Regions from separate parts of the Mus musculus genome. Here all the other regions are linked to region 2. The links are chromatin loops, found by intact Hi-C in ENCODE. Cell type or tissue: heart. All regions are shown on one strand.

What was found. Peaks named below come from ENCODE experiments on the same cell type or tissue, not always from the same donor. Only the 100,000 strongest peaks of a DNase experiment are listed, where the experiment ranks them.
Region 1: it touches region 2 in a loop (1.9-fold over the local background); 3 of 42 quality-filtered maps call a loop at or near these places.
Region 3: a loop joins it to region 2, with 1.9 times the contacts of the local background. A loop is called at or near these places in 3 of 42 quality-filtered maps.

What each region holds. Positions count from the first base shown.
Region 1 is chr6:126,053,632-126,061,631 of GRCm38, forward strand. No RefSeq gene overlaps it. Among named protein-coding and RNA genes, the nearest start is that of Ntf3, 110 kb to the right of the region's middle. In heart, no CTCF peak of the experiment used is centred here; a DNase peak (open chromatin) is centred at 4,260.
Region 2 is chr6:126,138,150-126,146,149 of GRCm38, forward strand. The region is part of intron 1 of Ntf3 (neurotrophin 3); the gene reads right to left. Among named protein-coding and RNA genes, the nearest start is that of Ntf3, 23 kb to the right of the region's middle. In heart, no CTCF peak of the experiment used is centred here; DNase peaks (open chromatin) are centred at 2,492, 3,512, 4,092 and 5,692; H3K4me3 peaks cover 384 bases; H3K27ac peaks cover 3,724 bases.
Region 3 is chr6:126,042,267-126,050,266 of GRCm38, forward strand. No RefSeq gene overlaps it. Among named protein-coding and RNA genes, the nearest start is that of Ntf3, 120 kb to the right of the region's middle. In heart, a CTCF peak has its summit at 3,819 (motif pointing right); a DNase peak (open chromatin) is centred at 3,945.

The sequences.
Region 1 (8,000 bases), 85 kb before region 2:
TCACAGCTGGCCCTTCATCTTCTCTGCTAAGCTTCAGAGATAAAGTCTCGGCTTTTAATTAGGTTCAGGTGAATTTGGACTGGGCCAAGTAGAAAGTTTTCCACGAGTGACTAAGCCAAAGTCACTTCTGCACTCAAGGTGGCTGACGGTTGGTCAATATTACGTAAGAGTTTAAATGCCAATAAATTCATTTTCATTAACGCTTGCTACTTTTATAAAACCAGTCTCTTCCAGAAGCATGACGACGAAGCTTGTTATCTCTATACCTACTCAGTATGAAGGAGGCAAGCATAGGGAATGGTTTTAGACAATATTCACATCCCTTTTCTAATAATGACTGATATTCTTAGTTGTGTGCTGTGCACAAACACGCCACAACAATGTACCTAGCAACCTCCTAGTAACATAGAATTAACACCTGCATACACTGAATTAAGTCCCCTCTGACCAATAGGATAAGCTGTACCTCTCCTTGAGAACGACCACTTGAAGCTTCTGAGCTGCAGAGCTGGCTCAGTGGTTGCGAGCTCTGGTTGTTCTGCCAGGGACCTAGGTTCAGTTGCTAGCACCCACATGGTAGCTCACACCCATCTGCCACTCTTGCTCTACAGGATCTGAAGCCTTCCCCTGGCCAGCATGAGCACTGTGTACTCATGGTGCATGCTTATGGTGTATGCACATTTGTGCGTGCCAGGCAAACACTCATACATGTAAAACAAACAAAAAACTATAATAATTAAAATTTAAAAAAACCTTATAGTTTCTATTTAAATGTATTTTGAATGCATTCAGGTTTGAAAGGTGGAAGGCCAATCCAGTCTGAACTGGTTTTGAGAATGTTCGTGATAAGGCAAACTTCACCCTGAAAGTGAACTTTTAGGGGAAACCATCTACTTACCATCTTATGACGAAGCACATTTGGGCATGAGTATAATTAAAATTAGATGCATTATGGGGAGTGTCTTAGTCAGGGTTGCTACTCCTGCACAAACATCATGACCAAGAAGCAAGTTGGGGAGGAAAGGGTTTATTCAGCTTACACTTCCACATTGCTGTTAATCACCAAAGGAAGTCAGGACTGGAACTCAAGCAGGTCAGGAAGCAGGAGCTGATGCAGAGGTCATGGAGGGATGTTCTTTACTGGCTTGCTTCCCCTGGCTTGTTCAGCTTGCTTTCTTATAGAACCCAAGACTACCAGCCACGGGATGGCACCACCCACAATGAGCCTTCCTATCCTTGATCAGTAATTGAGAAAATGCCTTACAGCTGGGTCTCATGGAGGCATTTCCTCACCTGAAGCTCCTTTCTCTGTGATAACTCCAGCTTGTGTCAAGTTGGCACACAAAACCTGTCAGTACAGAGAGAAACATGAGCAGTTTGGGAATGGTTACTTGTCATTCAAAACCGAGTACTCCCAAACTATGCTTGTAAGCAGCAAAACCCTCCTTCTCTTGAACCCCCTAAAAGGCTCCAAGTAATCACTTAGCCCCTCGAGTGCTTTTGTCCTCTCACTGTGTGGAATATTCTTTTATGTGCTCCCTTGCAGTGTAATTCCTTAATGATCCACAGTATTGCTTGGCTTTTAAATAAAGTTTTCTTACTATGTTATAATCTGTGTGGGCTTTTACTTCATTCTTGAGTAGAGGCCAAGTACCTGGAAATATCCATCTCAGACCTCAGCCACTGGTAACAAATGCATCCCCAACCCCCCCCCCCCCACCCCTCTTGCTGAGAAAAGAACTCAAGATGCCAACAGGTGCACGATTCTCTTCAGTTTAGTGGAGATTTGCCTCAGACACATGCTAATAACTTCAGCGGCTCCTATATTATTCTGGAGGTCTCCTTATCAATGCCTCCAGCCCAGAATCTATCAACCTCATCCCAGCCAAGAAGCCAGATTGCAAATGGGTAAATGAGCTCAAAGCTTGGGATGGACTAGTCTGAAATGAAAGGAAACCAAGTTCCAGGTAAGACAAATGCTGCCACCAGCAACACCGCCTGACTGTCCTGCCTGGGCCAGAGAGGCCAGGTTACTATCACTGTGACCTTAGAAATGGTGAAAATGGTATTAAGGCTATTTGAGGGGAAGTAAGGCAAATGATTTAAATTCTGAATGTATCTAATTAAAGATAATTTCTGTAACTAGAATTCTTGGGAAGGTATGAACTAGGTCTAGTGGTATGGTGGTGTTGAGTAGGGACAAGGGAGGTAACTTCTCTGCCCAAGACTGGAGAACATCAGAGTCTCCTTGAAGACATCTGTTCCTCTGACTTCAGGTATACCCTGGGACTCAGAGGTGTATGCAATAAAGATATGGTCCATCCTAGCAGGAAATATACAGGAAGGAACATTGCACAGCTTTGGAAATGGGCTTAGGACTTTAGAGTAAAAAGTGGCGGGGTCCTGAGTATATGCCAAATGGTCTCAAAGTGTAGAAAGGGCATGGCTGGGAGGCACATTCTCTTCATCAAGACTGTTGCATGGGTATAAGAAGGCTCCAGTGCTAGATAGACACCATTCTCCTCCACAGGAAAGAAGGAGTAAAGTGGAGGTAAGATAGGAGATCCAGGCCTGGGGAGATGATATCTCTTCAGTAAAGTGCTTCTAAGCAAGCATGAGGACTCTACCTCTACCTCAGCTCTCCAGCCCTCAAGAGAAAAGCTGTTACCTAGTGCGGAGGATGCAGACAGGTCAATGAGGTCTCACTTCAGTGAGAGAACCTCTCTCAAAAATTAAGGTAAAAGATACCACAAGACGGGTTAATTGTTGAAAGTGCTTGTCCCTTAAGTCCAACAACCCAAGTCAGCCCCTTAGAGCCCATGTAGAGGGAAGAGAATTCAATTCCTGGAAGCTATCCTTTCAGCTTCAACCTGCCCCCCTCCTCTTCCCTCTCCTCTATCTCTGTCTTTGTGTGTTTGTGTGAGTCTCCCTCCCTCTGTCTCCTCTCTCTTCTCTCTCCAATAAAAATGAAATGAATAAAATTAAATTATGGTAGAAAACAATTGGGGAGGCAGGTATTGATCTCCAGTTTCTCCGAGCATGTACACACATAGCCACATCCACATGCACACACATATGCACACACAAACACACACCACCACCACCACCACCACACTGAAAGCCAACAAACAAATCTAAAACCTAGGGCTCTATCAGCTGAAGCTAAGTTGGCTATATGTTCTGTGAGTCAGCTTTCCATTGCTGAGATAAACAACTAACAGGGAGAAAATATCAACCCTAACTCAAGGCTTCAGTCCAGTTCTTATTAGAGCTGTAGTGAAGCGAGCATCATGATGAAGACAATGTAGTGGATCAAAGCTGCTTAGCTCATGGCACCAGGAAGTGGGAGTGTAAGATATATCTGTAAGGCTAAGATATACCCCCAAGAGGACAGCTACAAAGACATTCCCTTCAACTAGGAACTGCCCAAGTTCCTGTCACCTGAGAATAGTCCATAAAAATATGAAGAGATGATTAATCCACTGACAATGCCATAGAGCGCATGATCTGACTATGGCCCCAAAGTCCCACCTCTGAACATTGCTACAATGGGAACCCAGCCTACAACATGTGAGTCTTTTGGGGAGATTTCCGATCTGAGCCATTATACACATCATTATCTGGGAAATTGCTAAAGACTACCTCTAGTTGAAAACAAGCCCAGAAAGGTAATTTTCTTAGCTGGGCTCATTGCTTCAAAACCTACCCTTTTCCCAAGCCATGGTTTTGTTCACACCTTACTGCATACAAAACTAAAGGATTCTAGGGCCTTTAAACAGGAGGAAAGGGGCGACTTTGAAAAGTTGAAGGCGAGAGGAAGCCAGTAGGAAGTATCTGTTCAAGAGAGCGCAGACTGCATCCAGTCTTCCAAGCCTTGTCTTCTGAGACCCTAGATGGTTCCCTCCACCACCAGTTCCTATGCTAAGGGCTTATGATTCCCTGCCATGTGAAAACAACGCCACAAGATAAGATTTCTTGTCTCTATTTTGTTGATAAAGAGATCAAAGCTGCCCAGCATCCTGCGAATAGCTACAGATCATACTGCTATCCTTGAGGAGGCAATGTCTGGTCACCTGTATGGTGTACAAGATTGGCTCCAAGATCCATTCCCTTTCCCATCCTTCCATCCCTTTCTCTCCCTGATGCCTTCTTCCTGCCTCATGCTCCTTAGAGCACGCCTTCTGCTTTCTGTTAAAGCTAAGAGTGTGGGATGCAACTGTCTTTCCTTTAACCCAGTCAAATCCCAGAAGCCCCCGGGAGCAGCACTGGGAACTCCTGAGGGAGCTGCTGAGGAGAAGCAGGAAGACCCAGTTTCTCCCCCGAGTGAAGCCTGAGTCAAAGGGTCATGTGAGTTCTGTATGAGTGATAGTTCTCCAGGGAGCAGAAGATACTCTGGGCACATAGATGAGGTTTATAGAAGCAACTGCTTCACACAGTGACAGAAGCTGAGATGCTCCACAACTTTCTGTCTGAAAGCTGAAGGCACTGGAGTCACCATACATGAAGAGTCAAGAGGAGCCAATGGTGTATGCTCCAGGAGTTCAAACAGGCAGACAACCAGAAGCACCTCCACGTCAAAGGACAGGAGAAAGGGGGCACTTCAGGTCACATCCACACACAGAGCTCTCTTCCTAGTCCTCCATCCCTTCTCTATGGAAACAGACGACAAAGGAGATAACATCTCCACAGAGATGTGGCTCTCCTGGACCATTCAGTCCTATACAGGTAGCAGTGCATAAGCATTTGATATTCTCAAGAAAACTGGCCCTGCCCCTCACCTGTTGAAGCACCCAGGAAAGCAGGGCCTGGCACCTCACCTGAGTAGTATAGTGGAGCTGGGCCTGATGGTGTGGTAAGCCAGCCCCAAGGGGATAAGAGATGGAGTGCCGCAGACCTTCTGGGTCCCTGTGTCTGCGTGGAACGGGGTCTCTTGACGCAGGTGGGCAAAGCGTGGATGAATGACAGACAGACACACACGCAGGAGAGTTTGTGTGGAATCTGAATGTAATTTTTCAAATCAAACATCAGACTTTTTATGCAGAAGACAACAAGGTAGTTGGGTGACATACCCACAAGGTACAAATGAGGTAACCGGATGCTTAATGACTCTTACACAGAACAGAGGAAATGAAAACGCAAAGACTGGCAGGAACTGGGCAATAAAATAACTGAGACAGAGTCAGCCCTATCTAAGGTCAACTATAGTCTTAGAAGCCAGGTGTGAGAACTTTTCACTCCTAGGGCAAGGGCTTTCACACCCAAGTCATGGTTCTAACTAGGGAGTTCCATTCTAGCTAACCATCTCATGAATAATGCAATACTCTAAAACCACAGCTGGATCTACTTCCTAAACCATTGTAAATTCCTGTATATAGGTGTAACTCAGCTATAATTCTAAATATCTATTCTGGTTTCTCCTACGGTCAGAAACTTCTTTCTTCCTTAGTGATGGTAAATTCCTGTGAAGGGCAGTGACCTAACTTTTACTCAAAGAGATAGTGTAATACCAGGGGCAATACTGAATTCCAAACCCAAGGTCTTGCTAAGGACGAACTAGAAATGTTGGAACACTGGCGGACGGCTTTAGCTATGTCAGAATTCAATCTTAAAAGGCACTTATGATAGGAAAATAAATGAAAGAGAGCACGTGGATCCATACACTAGACTAACGCGGGAATGGAACGTGGGAATGAAAAATTACTGTATGGGTAGGGAGCGCTAGACTCCAGGAGGAAAGCTTCCTTGAAACTCTTTTGCCTCATGAGTGACTTTTAAGCCTCTCGGCTTGTCCAGTTGACTCGACCAGAGAGCGTAGCAATGGAGCACTGGTTCTGCCCCCTTGCTGACTGTGGCACTGGATGGGTCAGCTGGGGCAGGGCAGGAGAGCTTGCCCTGGTGGTGTGGGCACAGTGGAGCCAGTGGGCTGAGCTCAGATACCTCTCAGGTCCAGATATAGGGTGTGATGGTTTGCATATGCTAAGCCCAGGGACTGGCACTATTCGAAGATGAGGCCCCATTGGAGTAGGTGTGGCCCTTTTGGAGTAGATATGTTACTATGGGTGTGGGCTTTAAGACCCCCCTCCTAGCTGCCTGGTAGCCAGTATTCTGCTAGCAGCCTTCAGATGAAGATGTAGAACTCTCAGCTCTGCTTGCACCATGCCTGCCTGAACACTGCCATGCTCCAACCTTGATGATAATGGACTAAACCTCTGAACCTCTAAGCCAGCCCCAATTAAATGTTGTCCTTATAAGAGTTGCCTTGGTCATGGTGTCTGTTCCCAGCAGTAAAACCCTGACTAAGACACAGGACTTTGAATTGGTCCAACCCAACATCTACCCCATGGACAAATTGCTGGAGTGCATGAAGGGGCTGTTCCTACAGATCCAAAACTATAGGATCTCCACGACATGGGGCAACAACAGGATGTCCAAGAGGAGTACCAGTGGGGTTCAAGTATTGATAGAACAGCACAAGCCAGAGGCCACATACCAGATCAACAAGTCATTGCAATGAACATTTGCAAGCAAAGAAGTGTGGACAAAAGGGTATACTGTGGGACACACTGTGACACATTACAGCTTCCACAGTGAGACTATTTTCCTTTTTCTCTTTTGGGGGGGTTGCAAGGGTGGAGGACAGGTATAAGGGGGCAGGGAGATGGATGGGATTGGGGTGCATGATGTGAAATTCACAAAGAACCAATTAAAAGTAAAAAACCAAAGCAAAACAACATTATAGCACTGCATACTTACCTCTTGCTCCGTGTTTGCTTGCACCACAGTGTGAATTCCAAAAGAAAATGGGCTTTATCTTCCCTCTCTTCTGCATCTCCAGTGTTCACATCTAATAAAGCGCCCTTCACTTCGTTGGATGCACAAATAACTTAGCTCTCTCCTGCAGCTAAGTAGTTGTACAATTAATCAGCTTTCTCTGGACTAGTTCTCAGAATAAAGAACTTACAGAGAGTCTTGCTGTTTCGAAGAGATGATGTACTTCTAATTTTGGAAACTGGCATCCAAATTCTTAGGACTTTACTAGACTGAGATCTACTTTCTGTGACGTACTTAGCCACATATGTTCTCTGTGTCCTGATTTTTAAGGTAAGGTATCATCGATCCCAGGGTTGTGGTGACAGTATATGTAGAGTGCTTCATCCCATGCCCAGTATACATAAGGTGTGTAATATATGCTGGTTTCCTTCAAACAGCTCCTTTTATTCTTCAGGGATATTGTGGTCCTCACATGGACATGGCTTCAAGGACTCAAGAGAAGGCAGGATCTGTAGGCTCAGGCAGTGATTGGAGAGAGCTAGGACAGGGGTTGATAGCAATATAGAAGCTAGCATGCTCCCAGGGTTGTAGAGTCAGAGGGTACTGAGCAGGACTTATCTGTTCCTCTAGGCCATCTGTGATGCTCTGGAGGACATGAGTATTAGCCCAGTTCATGTGTATCCAAAGCCTGGTCAGCTTCCCTGGTATATTATCTGAGAGCAATAAGGTGAATAACAGCTTGTATCCTGTGCCTTTTAGTCTAAACTGATATGGCATGACAGAACTCTATGAGGATGTTGTCTCTCTCTCTCATTCAGGTATATCATTCCTTTTTATGTAAACGTGTATGTGTTTATTTGTACATGTGTGGGAATATGCATATGGCTTAGGTTTTGAGACAGTGTCCCACAAATGCACAAATGAATGTGGAACACACCAATTGGTGCCTGTCCAGCACAGGGTTTCCTGTCTTTGTCTTCCAATGCTGGGGCTACAGATGTGTGTAGCCAAACTTGGCTCTTTACATTGGTGTTTGGGATGTGAACTTAGGACCTTATGTTTGCTCAGCAAGTGCTTTACCCACTGAGCCATTTCCCTGGACATTTAAACCTTGAACTGTAATCCAGAATGAATGCTTTCTTATCTATTGTAACTAGAATTCAGGCAGCCCAATAAATTCAGCAGAGTTTTCTAAAGGAACAGAGTCAGAAGGTGGTATTTATTGAATT
Region 2 (8,000 bases):
CTGAAAAGTCAGACAAAACAAGAGGAGTCCTAAGCACAGAAAGAGCGTGTTCTGAAGAGCCAAATCTGGGCTGACAGGAAGGAGAGGGCCAGAGAGGTGCTCCCCACGTGGGGTGTCAAGAGAGAGGTGCTCCCCACGTGGGGTGTCAAGAGAAGAGTCCTGGACAAACTTCACTGTAGGAACCAGACTTGCCCCTTCCCTGAGAGCTACAGCCAATGAGGATCTTCCTGGCATGCCAGACAGCCCAGGCTGCGCTATGGCTTCCCATCATGTGAAATAGAAGAGAGGCTAGGACATATCCATTGATAAGCACAGATGTCCATCCCCACATGTATGATTGTACATAAGCCTGTGTGTGTGTGTATGTGTGTGTACACCACTGGCCATAGAGAAACAAAAGCCAATTTATTTACCTGTCAAAATGATTCCAGAGCTTTTAAGGATTTTCAAAGGAAGTCTAAGCTCTTTGTGAGAAGGGATTAATCTTCATTCAGGTGTTTTTTTTTTTTTTTTTTTTTTTTTTTTTTTTTTTTTTTTTTGGCCTGGCTCTGGAGTATGGAATAAATGTTTTCCAAAGTGAATGGAGGTTAGTCACTTGTTCTGGGAATTCACAATGTTACCCCGAGGAAGTGTTTCCTTAATCTAGCCCTGGACTTTCATCGTCTTCCAGGTATTCACTAAAAAAGTGCCTTTCATTCCCTCATCCATCCTTCAACAATTAGAGGTTGACTCTTTGGGATTCACCAGGCATTAGACATGGCTGGCAGTAGGTTCATAGTGGTACTGGCTGCTATGAACACCAGAAACATTTCCTACCTTCAGGAAGCATCCAGTGACAGGGGTGTTGAGCCTGGAGCTACAATACGAAATGTTGGCAGTTAGGAAACAATGAGAGTGTTATGGGAACATGCAGCAAGGATTTGGGTCTAAGACAGAGGAGTGGAAAGGCCTCTGGGAGCGTGATCAAACTGCTATCTCAAGGACACTGAAAGCTGGGAACAAATACTTAGGTGCTAAGACTCAGCAGTAAAGAGATGGAGAGGGAGGAAAAGGGAAGAGGAGGAGGAAGAGGAAGAGGAAAAGGAGGAGGAGGAGGAGGAGATGGTGATACTGACGAAACCCTATATATTTTCATGTAGGAAAGTCAGTTGGCCTTGCCAAATGTGAAGAATGGTGATACATACATACATAATACATACATACCACACACACACACACACACACACACACACACACACACACACACACACAGTTTATTGGGGTTATGACATTTAGGAAGAGATAAGAGAAATTAAGAAATAATCTTGGAGATTAGAGTTATGAGGGGTTTGCGTTATCTGATGACAGAGAGGAAGGATCACCTGTAGATGGCTCCTATGACTTGACCTTGAGTAGGAGCAGGTGACTCCATTGTTAAAATGCAAAACAGTAGAGAAGATTCACTGGAAGTGGAAAGACTTAGAGATCCCTAACTTAGTTTAAGGAGCACAAAGTTTAAGGGATCTGTCAGTCACTTGGGTAAGCACCTAAGGATCAGTTGGATATGTGGGTGTGTAGCTTTATGGAAAGTCCTTGAGTATTTTGAGAGTCCTCCTCATGCAGGTTAAGATCAGTGGAATCTTGGACAACTGGGAGGAGGGGCTGTCCTCTGTAGAAAGAGGTGTGAGCCCAGGGAAGGCAAGAGAAAGGACTTCAGGAACAGGTGTGAGAAATGGCACAGAAGAAGGAGGAAAGCCAGGGTGGGGGAAAGATTTTGAGGAAGATGACATCCTCAAAGGCTCCACAGGGCACCATTCCCACTGGTGGGAGCCTGGAGGCTGTGGGTCTCAGCATCTAACAAGAATGTGGAAATAGAGAAAAAGAAAATTCTCCATGAAGACCAGCGTATTATGGTAGGACTGTCTTGGGTAGAGCCCAGGCAGTAAAGGGGCCACCAGTATCCACCTGATCACAGGTTCCCAGACTTCCTGGCAATAGGAGCACTTGGCTATTGTCTAATTCTGCCTCTGTCCATCTCATCTGCTGATACACCAGGAACTATACTGTCCACTCTAAAATCCTGAAGACACCAAAGATTTCTTCTGTGTCTTTACTCTATATGCTGTAGTGAAGACAGATGATGGTGTCCTTGTGTCCCTTGCAAGTATGTACACCCAGGCCCTGGGCTGTCTCAGCTCTGTAGCCATCAGGGTGTGGGGTGTGGCAACAAGAGATCACTCTTTCCACCATTCTTTTCCTGCAGCCACTTTTCTTGGGTGAATTAGCAACATATTCACAAGAGTCATGGAGCAGTTATTTAGAAACAACAGGTCAACTTGGGCTCAAGTCACTTGTCCTAATGAAGCTTGCTCTGTTCCCCTGTCTATTCCAGGAAGCCTGGGAAAAGTCTTGGCAAATATCAGAGCACAGATACTGAATCTGGTCCTTGTCATCCCATGAGAGCTGAGCTACAGGAAGGGAATCTTATATAAACCTCCTCTCCAGCAGCCAGACACTTGACAGATTCATGTCAGAGCTCTGACCCCAGGAACAGAGCCAGTGAGGCGGGGGGAGGTGGAGGTGGCCCCAGAGCTCACAGCCAGAGATAAAAACAGAAGGCATGGAACAGCGATTTTGTGCACCTGACTGTCCCAAGGAGTTGGCTTCTGCTCTGCCTTGGGAATTCATGCCATTGGTCCTAAGCAGGAGATGAATCAAAGAACACTTGAAGTTCTACCTGGGGTATAAGATTCAACAGTTCTTGGCATTTCATAAATTTTGAGGTTGAAAAAATTGCAAAAATTATGCAAGTGGTCTATCATTCATTGCCCGTCCACTCAGTAACTCATGTTGACCTATGAGATCCTTGAAAGAGTTGGTACTGGCCCGTTAAAGGCATATAGGTGTTTCTGGTTGTCATGGTGACTGAGGATGCTGATGCTACTTGACATTGGCCTTGTAATGTACCTTGTACCACTAAGAACCAGCTTATCCCAAGAAGCTATATATAACTCAGCTCCACTTGACTACGGATGGCATATCATCAGCTGTACAATTTCCAGCACACAGGCAGGAAGTCACCAATCTAGAACAGCATGCCTACGTGGTGGTTCGTGCGTTCGAATGAGGTATGTGTCTGTGTGTGTATGTGATTTTTACATTCATGCCTATATGTATGGGTATAAATACCATGATGGGGCAGGCTGCTAAACATGGTCCAAGGATCCTTTTTTCTATGGTGACTTTCCTCCTCCTCTTCCTCTTCCTCCTCCTCCTCCTCCTCCTCCTCCTCTTCCTACTCTAGTCTGAGGGGAAGCCAGGCTCTGGCACTGCAGCCCCAAGTCACAAGCGTCTTCCTCTCACCTCGTGCTTGCCTCACAGTATATAACCCAGGCAGTCTTGGGCTGCACTCACGAAGCTTGGCATGGTTTCCCAGAGCTGACAGCGATCGAAGACAGATGTGTACAGTCGGAGAGTAATGGGAATCATGAGAAGGAGTAGCAGGCTCCCATGTGGAGAGAGCCAGGAGCTGGGAGGGGAGCGGTGGGAGCAGTTTAAAGACACTCAGGCAGGCGCCAGATGCGTGCTGCATGACCCCGTGGGCAGGGCGGCCTCGCTCCCTGTTCCCACTTGAAGATGTTTCCACAGGAAGACAGGCTGGGCTCCCTGCAGGGGTCCGGCCCAGAGCTCCCATTTGCTCCTCCTGCTCTCCAGCTGAGAATTCTGTTTTGGCCAGGAAGGGATTCCCAAAGACACCATCTGCCTCAGTCTTCCTCACAGAAGCTGTAGTCCTAGGCAGTTCAAGGCCAAGTTCAGGAAGCCCAGAGGCAGGGTGGGGATGAGAATTCACAGTCACCTTAAACCTCTGTAGCCTCCCCCAACTTTTGTTCAACTTGCTCTCTGCCTCCTCCCCACACCCATCCCCTCTGGCTTTGCACCACCCTCTCTGCCCAACTGTGCCCTACTTGCTTTCGCTCACAAGTCTCCAACTCCCCGGTTGCCCACAGTAAAAGGCAAACGTGGTGCTGGAAGTGGAAAGAGCTGAATTGAGTCCAGGAAGGAAGGCACCTTCCTCTTTGCTCTTGGATTGATAAAAGATCCCCGGTGTGCCGGGGTGGGGTGGGGTGGAGGGGGGGGGATGTTCCTGTTAAGGTTCATTCTAAAAATAATTGGCTGTCTGACTCCGCCACACACTTCACAGGGGTGACAGGTCCTCAGCCTCTTTCCTTCTGTCATGGGCTGAATTGGATTCCTCAAAGCAGATATATATGAGTCCTCCTCCCAACTCAGAATCTCAGCATGCTGCCTCATGTACAAGCAAAAGCTTTGCAGAAACAATCCGGTTAGTGTCAAGTCAGGAACAACCATCCAAACCCAGGAAGACTGGTGTATTTATAAACACGAGGGCAAGTACATGTGTTGGCATCACTGACAGGGTTTCAGCACTGGATAGATAAGCTAGGAAATGCCCATGGCTACCAGATACAAGAAAGAGGCAGGGATAGCTGCTTCCTTACTGCCCTAAGATGGAGCACGGGTGCCGCTCACACCCCGACTTTATGTATCTGGCCTCTAGAACTGTTAAAAATAAGTTCCCATTAATAGAGATGCATGATGTGTGGTGCTTTGCCATGGCAACCCCAGTCAACATATGCGTGCCCCAACTTTCAGTTGTCTGCTCAAGCTTATTGCTTCTGTGTTGGTCTATAACAGGCCAGGTAAGCTTACATTTCTGCTAACACACCATAGATATAGTACAAGCTATATCATGTCTACCCTGGATCAAAAGCACTCCTGGAATGTGTCTAGGAAACTCCATCTGCACCCCGCAGGGATCTCTAACATCTTCCCCCCTCCTCCCTTGAAGTCAACACTGTTGAATGTCCTGGTTGCCAGGCTACTTATGGTGCTGCTGGGCCTGGGAAACCTTAACACCAGATGGTTCTCCTCTGTGGTCAGCTAGAGAAACAATCCTGAATGAACGTGCACTTGAAGGGGCACAGGGTCTGGGCAACTGGGAGAAGAAAAATCCTCTAACTCCTCAGAAACATCTGCTAGGAGAGAAGATACATCTAGATGTGGATCAAAGAGATTTCTAAGCAACAGAGAACGGTTTTACAATATGGCCCAGAGGTAAAGCCAACTGCAAGAGCTGCCGGCCAGGCTCCAGTTCTTCTAACTGGAACAAATAAGCTGGTAAGGAGAGCAGGTCCAAGAGGGATGGGAAAGAGAAGCGTGCACATGTGGGCAGGTCTGAAAGCCAGAAAAACCCACACTTCGACAAGCAGCAAGCTCCGCAGTGGAGGGGAGGGAGGAGAATCGAAAACTGCGATATGGGAGGATCAGAGCGAGTATCAGGGGTGTCTCATCCACTAGTTCTCCCCCCACCTATGCACACCACAGTGCTAAATGTACTTGCAACAGATGTTAATGCCAAGCAATATGAAAATAGATGACAATGCTTATCTGCAGTTACTGTTTTCTACCCGTGTCTCTGTGAGCGCTGCTCTAAGCCCCTGTGTAATCCCGACCCAAGCTAGAGGTGCTTCTATTTGTACCCTCCCCTTACAAACAGGGAAAATGAGGACAACACAGGCATCAAGCATCTTACTGCTGCATGTAAGTGATGGAGCTGGATTCAAGGCCAAGGTAGTCTGACCCCTGACCTCCCATTCCTCTCCAAGAGCATAACGGAAGCATGTACTTAGCTGACATTCTGAGGGTGCCTGGGGGCCGAGGGACTGGAGGAGAAACATTTAAAGATTAGATGGAGAAAGCACATAAATCTAGATGACCACGCTACTGGAGCAAAGGGGAAGGGGCTGTCCTTTCCTCATAAAGCCGTGCAGGGCGTGGCCCTTGTGTGAGCTAACCAAGGCTTCTCTGTTCTCCTGGGATGATCATCATCTCAGGTTCCTCAGCAGTGCCACAGCATTTGAGAATTATCGTCTTTCTTTAGAAAGTTGACATCCCTAAGCCCAGAAGGATAAAACTTCTGGAAGCTGGCTTTCTCTAAGCGAATGGGCAGATATGCCTATAAAAATAACGTGTAAAGATGCCAACTGTAGTACAGAGATTGGAACAAGAATAAATGTGTGCAGCAGACATGGGATGGATAGATAAAGTACACAGGAGAACGGTGTTTAGTGATGATCAAGGCACGTAGTCTATTACTCCAAGACAGGAACACATGCAAGGCCACAGTAAGTAGAAGAGGCCAGGCAAAAATCTTGAAAAAGGTATGATGGACCCCTCGTTTAAAAATAAAATGAGGATTTGATGGTGTGGCTCAGCTCCTAGATCTAGCATGTACAAGACCCTTGGTTTGATAGCAATGTTACATTAAAAAAAATAGGACATGGAGACACACACCTATAATTCCAGCACTCAGGGGGTGGAGACAAAGGAAAAGGAATTTATGGTCATCCTTGGATCCATAGAGAGTTCAAGGCTAGCCTGAGTTACTTGCGACTCTGTCTCCAAGTCACTTATACACATATACCCACAGAGAGAAGATGAGGATCCCTGACCACACAGCTGTGCTGCTGGGGCTTCTTGTTTGGATTTTTGTTCTCCCCACCCCCCTAACATTTTCCTAACTCTCTATACTAAAAACATGTTAGAAAAGACATTTGGTGCATAATCAAAAATCAGTATTGTTAGTTACAATTTCTTTTAGACCCTGCCAACCCTAGTTCATCTTTCTTGTACGGTGAAGAAATCCTAATCGAACTTCTGAGAGGAAAGGGATTTTTAGGCTTATAGGTCACACAGTTCATCAGTGAGGGAAGCCAAGGCAAGAACCTGGCAGGAACTGAAGCAGAGATGATGGAGTAATGAGGCTAACTGGTTTCTTTGAAGATTTATATTCAGCTGCCGTTCTTTTTTTTTTTTTTAATTTTTTAAATTAGGTATTTTCCTCAATTACATTTCCAATGCTATCCCAGAAGTCCCCCACACCCTCCCCCCCACCACTCCCCTACCCACCCATTCCCACTTTTTGGCCCTGGCGTTCCCCTGTACTGGGGCATATAAAGTTTGCAAGTCCAATGGGCCTCTCTTACCAGTGATGGCCGACTAGGCCATCTTTTGATACATATGCTGCTAGAGTCAAGAGCTCCGGGGTACTGGTTAGTTCATAATGTTGTTCCACCTATAGGGTTGCAGATCCCTTTAGCTTCTTGGGTATTTTCTCTAGTTCCTCCATTGGGGGCCCTGTGATCCATCCAATAGCTGACTGTGAGCATCCACTTATGTGTTTGCTAGGCCCCGGCATAGTCTCACTAGAGACATCAGCTGCCGTTCTTATACAACATAGGACTACTTGCCCAGGAGTGGTACCACCCCTAGTAGGTTAGATTTTTCCATCTGTCAATCCATCATCAAGAAAATGCCCTCCCCCATATATCAACAGGGCAGTCTGATGAAGGCAAATTCTCATTTGAGGTTCCCTCTTCCCAAGTGTCCTAGTTTGTGTCAAGTTGACAAAGACTGACTGACACATACCCCAGTGCTAGAGCTGTGCCTTTTCCACTTGTACCCCAAGTGCAAGAAAGAGGGAAACCCTGGAAATGACAAGCTATGCTATTGGGATTACATCATCTGATATTAACCCAGGAAAAGCCAAAACGGATGAATTAAGGAAGCCAATATTTCTGATCAGATAAAAGAAAAATGAAATATGTTAACTGCATCTTAAGGACCCTGCTGAAGGGGCAGAGTAGATGAGGTCATCCACAGAGAAGAAGGTAGCTTACTGTGTCTAACAAATGACAGGGGAGAAGACAACGGGTGTGTGTGTGAGAGAGAGAGAGAGAGAGAGAGAGAGAGAGAGAGAGAGAGAGAGAGAGAGTAGTGTGGGAGGAAATGCTCCCAGGTAAGCAAGCAAGGCATATGAAAATCTGGTGAAGACTCTTTGGACTCCTGGGTCAGAAGAGTAACTCCAAGCTTCACGCCACGCCTTCCTAACCACTGAACTCCAGGACAGTTACTCTGTCATTCTGCAAATTGTTGAGCATTCT
Region 3 (8,000 bases), 96 kb before region 2:
CCTGTGGCAGCCTAGGTTCACATCCTCAGGTTCAGGTCTGAAAGAACCACTTGGGGAGGTCTACACAGCATACAGAACGGCAAGCTAATCTGACCCCATGCAGGTTCCAACTGTGGAAAGACTGAGTAGTGCCCTCCATAGTACCACGGGAGCATGAGAGATTATACCACTCACTCTCATCTTGGGCTCAGATAAGCTCAGGCTCATGCTTGTTACCAGACAGACCACTGGATGCCAGTGCTTTATTTATCCCAGTAGCAGTAGCAGTGAGATAGTGTACTCAAGAAAGAGAGTTTTCTGGAATGCTTGTTACTTTGGGTAGAGAAATGGTAGCCGAGGTCTTAAAAACAGAGCAAACATTAAAATTCCCTCTCTTGGCTTTTGAGAAAATTATTGTTGTTCTATGGTTTCGTGAGGAAACATTGTGAATAAAACTCAGAAATAATGAAGGAAGAAAAAATAGATAAGGTCACTCATTATCTTATTCCCTTCCCAGATATAGTGTATAAATATCTCACATTAGTTTATATCCAGATATATTAATACTTGACATAAGTTTATTTGTGTTCATACAATACAGGCAGTCACATGCATAGATTCAAAATAATGTTTAATTTTTAAAATTACATGTGTCCACTGAGAAATATTCATTTTTTAATTTAAATTTTCATTTTTATTTATGTGTGTAAGTGTGCACGTGTCATGCAGTGGTGTGCCATGGGAATCCAGAAGAGGGAGGTGGGGCTGCTGGAGCTGGAGTCTGAGGCAGCTGTGGGACACCGTGTGTGGGTACTGGGACCCTAACATATGTTCTCTGCAAGAGAAGTATATGTTCTTAACCCCCGAGCCATCTCTCCAGTCCTGGAAGAAGATTTAGAAAATGCAAAAGAAACAGAAGAGCTTAAGCCACCTCAGTACTTACCTCCAAGAGGTCATTTGCAACCAGCTTGTGTGTGTGCTGTTGTTTTCCTTTCTTTTCTCAACTATGACTCATTTTGTAACCAACGGCTCATGCGTTTATAAGGCTGGTAGGTTGTGTTGGCAGGATTTGCAAAAGAAAAGGCTTCCATCTATCTCTCTTATGGGAAGGCAAACTTAAATATGACAAAACTGTGGCCCTTGTTTAGAGGCAGAAACTTAGCAAAGGGTTTCTGGATCCTTTGGAGCCTTGTTGAGCTGAACAGAATTCCGGTTCCACAAATGGCATAATCTGAGTCAGACACATTGAGAAGAGAAGCGGTCCATACCTAGGCAGGGACTGGGATGAGGAGGGGCCTGGTGATGAACTGGGTCTTTTCCTTAGCCATCAGCAAACTTTCCCTATAGAGGACAGAAATAAATGCCTTCTAATGGTTGCTTGGTATGAATCAGTTCAACGGGATTTCTTTTTTCTTTTTCTTTTATGAGTGTGTGTGCTCAGACAGGCTTCTACTACAGAGCTCCAGCTGGCCTGGAACTCTCTATGTGCAACAGGCTGGCCTTGAACTCCACCAGTCTCCTACCTCCTGAAAGCATTGGGATTAAAAGTGTGCGTCATCACACCTGGTAACATTTTCTTCATATCAAAAAACCAGGTGTAATAAATAGAAGCTAAGTCTTCATCCTGTGCCTCCTCACAGCATGAAGACTTCCAGACTGGACCCACCTCAGATGATCCCACTTGTGGGAATGGAATTCTGTTCGACTCAATAAGGCTCCGGAGGATTCAGAAACTCTCTACTAAGTCCCTGCCTCAAAACAATGGTCATGGCTTTGTTGTATTTAAGTTTGGCTTCTTGTGAGATAAATGGAAGTCTTGCTGTTGCAAACCCTGCCCATACAACTAACCTTACAAATGCATTAGTCATTGATGACAAAATGAGATAGGGATAGAGAGAAAGAGAAAATGAGAAAGAGAGAAAGAGACTGAGAGACAGACACTCAAACTCAGCAGTTTCTTGTCTGATCTTAAATGGCAGTGGGAGATGTGACTGGCCTGTGGGAGGAACTTATGGAAGTGAGAATTAAGATGGAGAAGCCAAAGGATCAAATTTTGTTCTACAGTTTGAAAGCTATAACCAAGCAAAGTTCGGAGTTAGGAATTAGGAGGGGCTGAAGAGATGGCTTATCAGTTAAGAGCATGTGTTGCTCTTGTGAGGGATCCTGCTTTGATTCCTAACACACACACACACACACACACACACACACACACACACACACAGAGAGAGAGAGAGAGAGAGAGAGAGAGAGACTGACTCTTCATACATACATACATATATATTATACATACATACACATATATGCAGGCAAAAACTCCTGCAAATAAAATAATAAATCAATAATTTTAAAAGAAAAAATAAGAAAACCGTGGTATTTTATATTGGCACGTTCATTTGCCAGTTGGCCAGGGTTAAAATGCCATAAGGCAGAATTAAAGGCACTACCAGGTCCTCTTAGTTCTGATGCTTATGGCCTTACATAGTGACTCTCTGAGAATTGTGGGTAATATAAGGGAACTTCCTGGGCCAAGACCATGCCCTTGCATTAGGACTCTATACTCAGCAGAGCTTGGGCTCATTTTGTCTCTGTGTCCAGGCAGGCACAGTCTTAAGGGGTCTCTCAGCCCCAGAGCTCCCTTTCCACCATGGTGGGTGACTGTGTCCCCTGAGCCTCCATGCTCTGTGCTTACTGTAGCTCAGTTTCTCCTTCTCAGTTCTGTTGTTCTCCTTCCCCTCTCCCAGGAACCTGTTCTCTGTTAAGCTCCTGCAAAGAAGGCATGCAGCCCTTCATCTTGGGGCTGCTTTCCAGAGAACCTGACCTAAGACATGGGTATGTGAGTGGTGTATTCCCTCAGCAGATGTGTTTCTGGGCTGCTTTCATGTTGGAATGACGGCTTGGCTGGATTTCCCATTCTCAGGTCACCATCTTCTCTTTCAAAATACCGTGGCTATGACAATTAATCCTTGTTCTTCTAGGGTTTTGGAGGAATGGCCTCTGGAGCCAACTTGATGGATATTTCTTTTGAAGCTCTTTATTTCTACTGCTTTGGCTCATGTGAGATTTTAAAAGTGTTTCTTGCAATTAAAAAATATCTCACCAGGATGTGTCTTTAAGTGAGCTTCTTTCATTTAATATGCCTGACATACAAAAACCTGCTTATTCACCTTTTTGTCTCTGGATGTCTCTGGTCCATCCAGGTTGACGGCAAGCTCCCATAATACGCATTTCAACTGCCTCGGCAACTTCAGGAAAACACTGAAGTTCTAGCTGATTCTTTAGAGTATAATCTTCATGCCCACCACCTGCTCTTTCAACATTTTAGAGCTTTGTCCTATCCTCTCTACTCTGGTACAATGTCCTTCCTAGAATCAGGATGCCCCTTTTCCTCTGTCCTCTTCCCCTGACTCAGTCCATTCTTAGCCTCCACTATTTTCTGTAAGTCCCACCTAAGCACTTGCTTATATGAAGCAAGGAAGTGTGGCTCCCCTCCAAGCCCTCCTGTGGCCCTGCTGTCTGTCCTTCATTGCCTGTATCAATGGCTCTTCTACTTTATCTACAGTGTGTTTTCCAAGACAAGTTGCTCATCTAGCAAGCCAAGGCATGGGACTGGGTAAGCCCTGACATCCGCTTCTGTTCTGACACGCACAATTCTAGGTTCCCTATAGCGTGGTACATGTGAAAGGTGTGGCTCATTACAGATGACTCAGTCTTACCTTCCACCTTCCCATTTGACTCATCTTTTCAACATGCACCCTGGCCATCTGAGACTCATATGGCCATTGCCTGCCAATTCCACTCTTGAACCCACCCACTCCAATATCTAAATCTCTCAGCTACAGCAGAGGGCGCCAGAGAGCAGACCCCACCCTTCATGTGCAGCCCACTTTCTGAAGACAGCAGATGTGACCCCAGCAGGCAGCCCTACTTGCACATCTGGCCAGCTGCTTCCCCACTCTTCTTCCCTTTTCTTGTCCAGCACAGCAGCGAATGGCAATGCCACCAGGGATGAACGCTTGCAGAAGCAAGCTAGAAGTCACAGTGCAGCAGATGCTATCTCCAGAAAGGAAGAACAAGGCAACGTCCAGGTGGAAATTCAAAGGGACTGGACTGTCTGCTTGTCAGTTCAAGAACCTTCTGCTTGATGGCCCTGGCTTCCTCTCACTTCCTGTTAGTCTGATGGAGAGGCACAGAGGACAGAGGCTTCTGAGCCAGGTTGTCTTGCTCAATTAGGGGGATAAAGCCCTGAGTCCTAAGGGAGAGAGGCATTCTTTTGACAAGGATCCCACACCAGAACCTGCTCCTAGTTTGCTCCCAGCATGATGGACTCTGCTTGGCCTGTCTCGGACTCTGCAGAAAGCGTGTGTCATCTTCTATCAGGAACCACATCTGCTTGATTTAAGGGAGGCTGCTGATGGAGAAACAGATGAAGCCCCTCAATTAGGCCTCTCCACTCTGTTTCCCAGGGCTGCGTTCTTGCTCTCTCTTCACTTCCTGTCTCATCACGTCATCCTCATGCTTGGTTTTCTTAACTGCTGACACCTGCCTTCACTGTGCCCACCTGTCCCCCAGATTCTCTTGTCCTTGCCTCGATTTATTGCCTGCTGTCTTTAACAAGGCAGGGCTTCTTCTTTTCATCTGCTTCCTCCAGTGGCTCCTACTTCCTTCTTGAATCTTTTCCTGAATGCCTTTCTGTCTCCATTGCATGGTCGATCCTTAGCTGGCGCTACTAGTTTGGAAGGCTCTAGAAACTTCAAGAGGTAGGACCTACCTAGTTTGAAAAGTAGGTCACTTGAGTCTATTATCCCTGGCTCCTTCCTGTGTCTTCATTGTTTCCTGTATACCTTGACGTGAACAGCTGCCTTCTACCACACAGTACCACTACCCAAGCACGAGAGACCAGCTGCCAACAGACTGAGCCCTCTGAAGCTATGAACTAAGAGAAATACTCTTGCCCTTGAGTTAGGGCATCAAGGGAGCACAACATAGGCAGCATACATACAGCTCCTCTCCACATACATTGCTCCAAAAGGAAATCACTGATGTGCAGGTCTTGGTACCATGGAAATAGGAGTTTTTTTTTTTTTTTTACAGTCTTAGGCACCTAAGAAAAGTAACCAAAATTATAAAATACAGCTAGGATAAAGATGAATTCCATGTGTAGCCTGATGATAAAAACCACAACAAAATACAACCGTTAGGGTAATGTTACAAACCTCACAGACTAACCAAGCCATTTGTTCCTTGTGAGCTGACTCTTACATCTTTAGAGTCTTTGTAGGTGTTCTCTGTCACATCTCTGTGTGCTCTTTGCCTTCTCAGAGCAACACTGTCAATGGAGGACAGTGGGAATGCAAGTCTCAGCAACATTTGTTTCATATTTCTGATTAAAATTACACATGGAGAAAAGTTCGTTTCAGCTCAGTCATTTCAGAGGAATCTTAATAGCATCACTAAATTTAGGGAAACATCTATGGTTCTGCCATGTTTCTAAGAATGTTCCTTCTGACTTGCAAAGGGCTTCTCCTCTTTCTGTTGGACTTACAGTCCTGAAAGCCCTTTGGGGAGTCCCCGAAGATAGCCTGCATCAGTGTAGGCATCATTTTCTTTGTGGGCACTAAACTTGCTTCAACAATCACTGGACTGAAGGAAGACTCAGCCAATTGCTTCATTTCTTTCACAGCTACAAGGATTCCCTTTGGGCTCACATCTCAGCCTCCTCTATGGGGATGAAGCTACCTTGCTTGGAAATTGACATAAGACCTTGTGTGCTCTGCTGGAGACCAGTGGGGACCTCCTGTAACAGGGAATCATAGGCAGGGTAGTTACACCCCCCTCCCCCATCAAGCATTCCACAGGCGTCACCTTCTGGGATAAGAACTAAACATGTCACCTTGTTTGATCTTCACAGATTCCAGCGAAAGAAAGGTTTCCCTTGTCTCATCCCCCCACCCCCACCCTCCCGGGATGGTTCACGTCACAAACTTGGAGGCCAAACTGTTTTTCCTATTAATCTCTTGTTCACTCATGTAGCTCAAGGGAGATCAATCAAGGGGGAGGGGCATTCATAGCTCCCCCAGAGGCTTCATGTGTTACATCTGTCTTACTCTATGTACAGGGGGGTTTCTGAAGGCATTCTCTGAGCCACTGACACCCACACAGAGGGTTAGAGAAGAGCCCCCAGTCCTTTTTGTGAATGGACCACGGGAGACCTGTGTCAATTCTACAGCAATGATCAACAGATTATTGATCACAAGGCCATGACTCACACTCAGGCTCTGTGGCCATAGTAGCACAGGTTAGGCTCAGAGATTCCCCCAGTACTCTAATCATAATATGACGAGTAGAAGAGAAATGACTTGCAAAGAAGAAGGACATTTTTTTTCAAATTTAGAAAAATGGCCTCTTCTGCCGGATGAGTGTAATCTCGAAGGGTTCTTGAATCAACATACCTAGCTCTTTTTTTTTTTTTTCTAGAAATACCTTGTATGAAGTCATGCTTCCAAGCCTAGCCTCCCCCTTCCAAGGGAGGATGTCCCCTCCTATGAGAAACATTAGCTTGGAATTTAGAGTTGGGGGTCTTCTACTTTCTTCTCAGCAAGCAGGAGATGCCCCTGAGGATGGTGTCACTTCAGGCCTGCATGTACAGGAAGGGAACATTCCTATGTCATCCCTCATGGGACTAGAGCTTCTCATTGGATGCCAGAAATTGTAGCAGCAGAGAATTCCAACACTGGCATGGGCAGGGAAGGAAACTGAGGCTCTCTCTGCTCCAGGGACCAATGTAAGCAATAGAACTAAGCATCAGACTTTAGTTGGCCCCAATCTAGAGTGTGTGTACCTCATTATTCATTGGAGAGAGAGAGAGGGAAAAGATAGGGAGGGAGAGAGAGAAGCAGATAGAGATATTAGATACATACATACACACATATATACATGCATACGTAGAGAGAACACATCTCCATAGTCTTCATGGAGACAGTTGTATATCTGGTGATGAATTTAAAGACAATAAAAAATGATACAGGTTTACAGCAAGGACTCTGAGACAAAATTGTCCTCTTGGTAAGCTTTATTGAGAGTGTTAAAAGCTCACAGCCACAGGCTCTGAACCATGAGGCTCTGAAGCAGGAGGGCATTAACTGAGGGAGGGAGAGGTGGTGAGCATACCAGGATGGGGGTCCTGAGGGGAGAGAATCTTCAGTTCTGGAATATTAAAGGAGTTAGGGCTCTGCACTGTAGACAGAGCGAAGCGATCCCGAAGGGAGACACTCTTCAGTACCTTCAGGCAAAACTGGTTTCCAACTCTTACAGGTTTCAGAGCCATCAGAGGAAGGGTTCATGTGACTTAGCTTATGTGCTAGAAGTCAGAAAGTGCTGATGAAGTTAAGTTATAATTCAAGGTTGTCTCACAGCTGCAAGCTGGAAGAGAGAATGCAGCTCTCTGTGAGAGTTTTGAGTCTGTCCACAGCAGCTGTGTAGGCAGCTTTGAGAGAGGGAGACTGCAGGTAGTGTGGCTCGAATTAGAGGGGAGAGTAGCTAGCTGGGCTGTGATCTAACAATGAAAACACATCCCATGCTGGAACCAGGCTGGGCTGGACACTAGTCCCTCTTGTCCCATTGAAGTAAGTCCCACCTCTTCTGGGAGACTGTCCTATCTGGAGGATGGCTCTTCCAAGGTCTATTCTTGGTAAGCCACAGGACCCTGGCCTGGCATTGTAGTTAGCAAATGCAGAGAACAGAGAAGGAAACTTCTCATCCATGGTTAGAAATGCATATCTCAGGTAAGCACCCTGAGTAGAGATGATGATGGTTGCTCATAAGCCTCCAGAGTAAGAGGCATCCTCGACTGCTAGGGAATGAAGCCTCTGCTAGAATGACCTCTGCAGAGGGCGGGCTCTGTCTGGTTTGCACCCTTGGCATTACTGCATTTGCTTAGTTTGGAACTGGCCTTCCAGATGACTAAGTGATGGAGGACTATCTCAAATACAGTGTTGTGTCCACGAATTACTGAACAATTACCA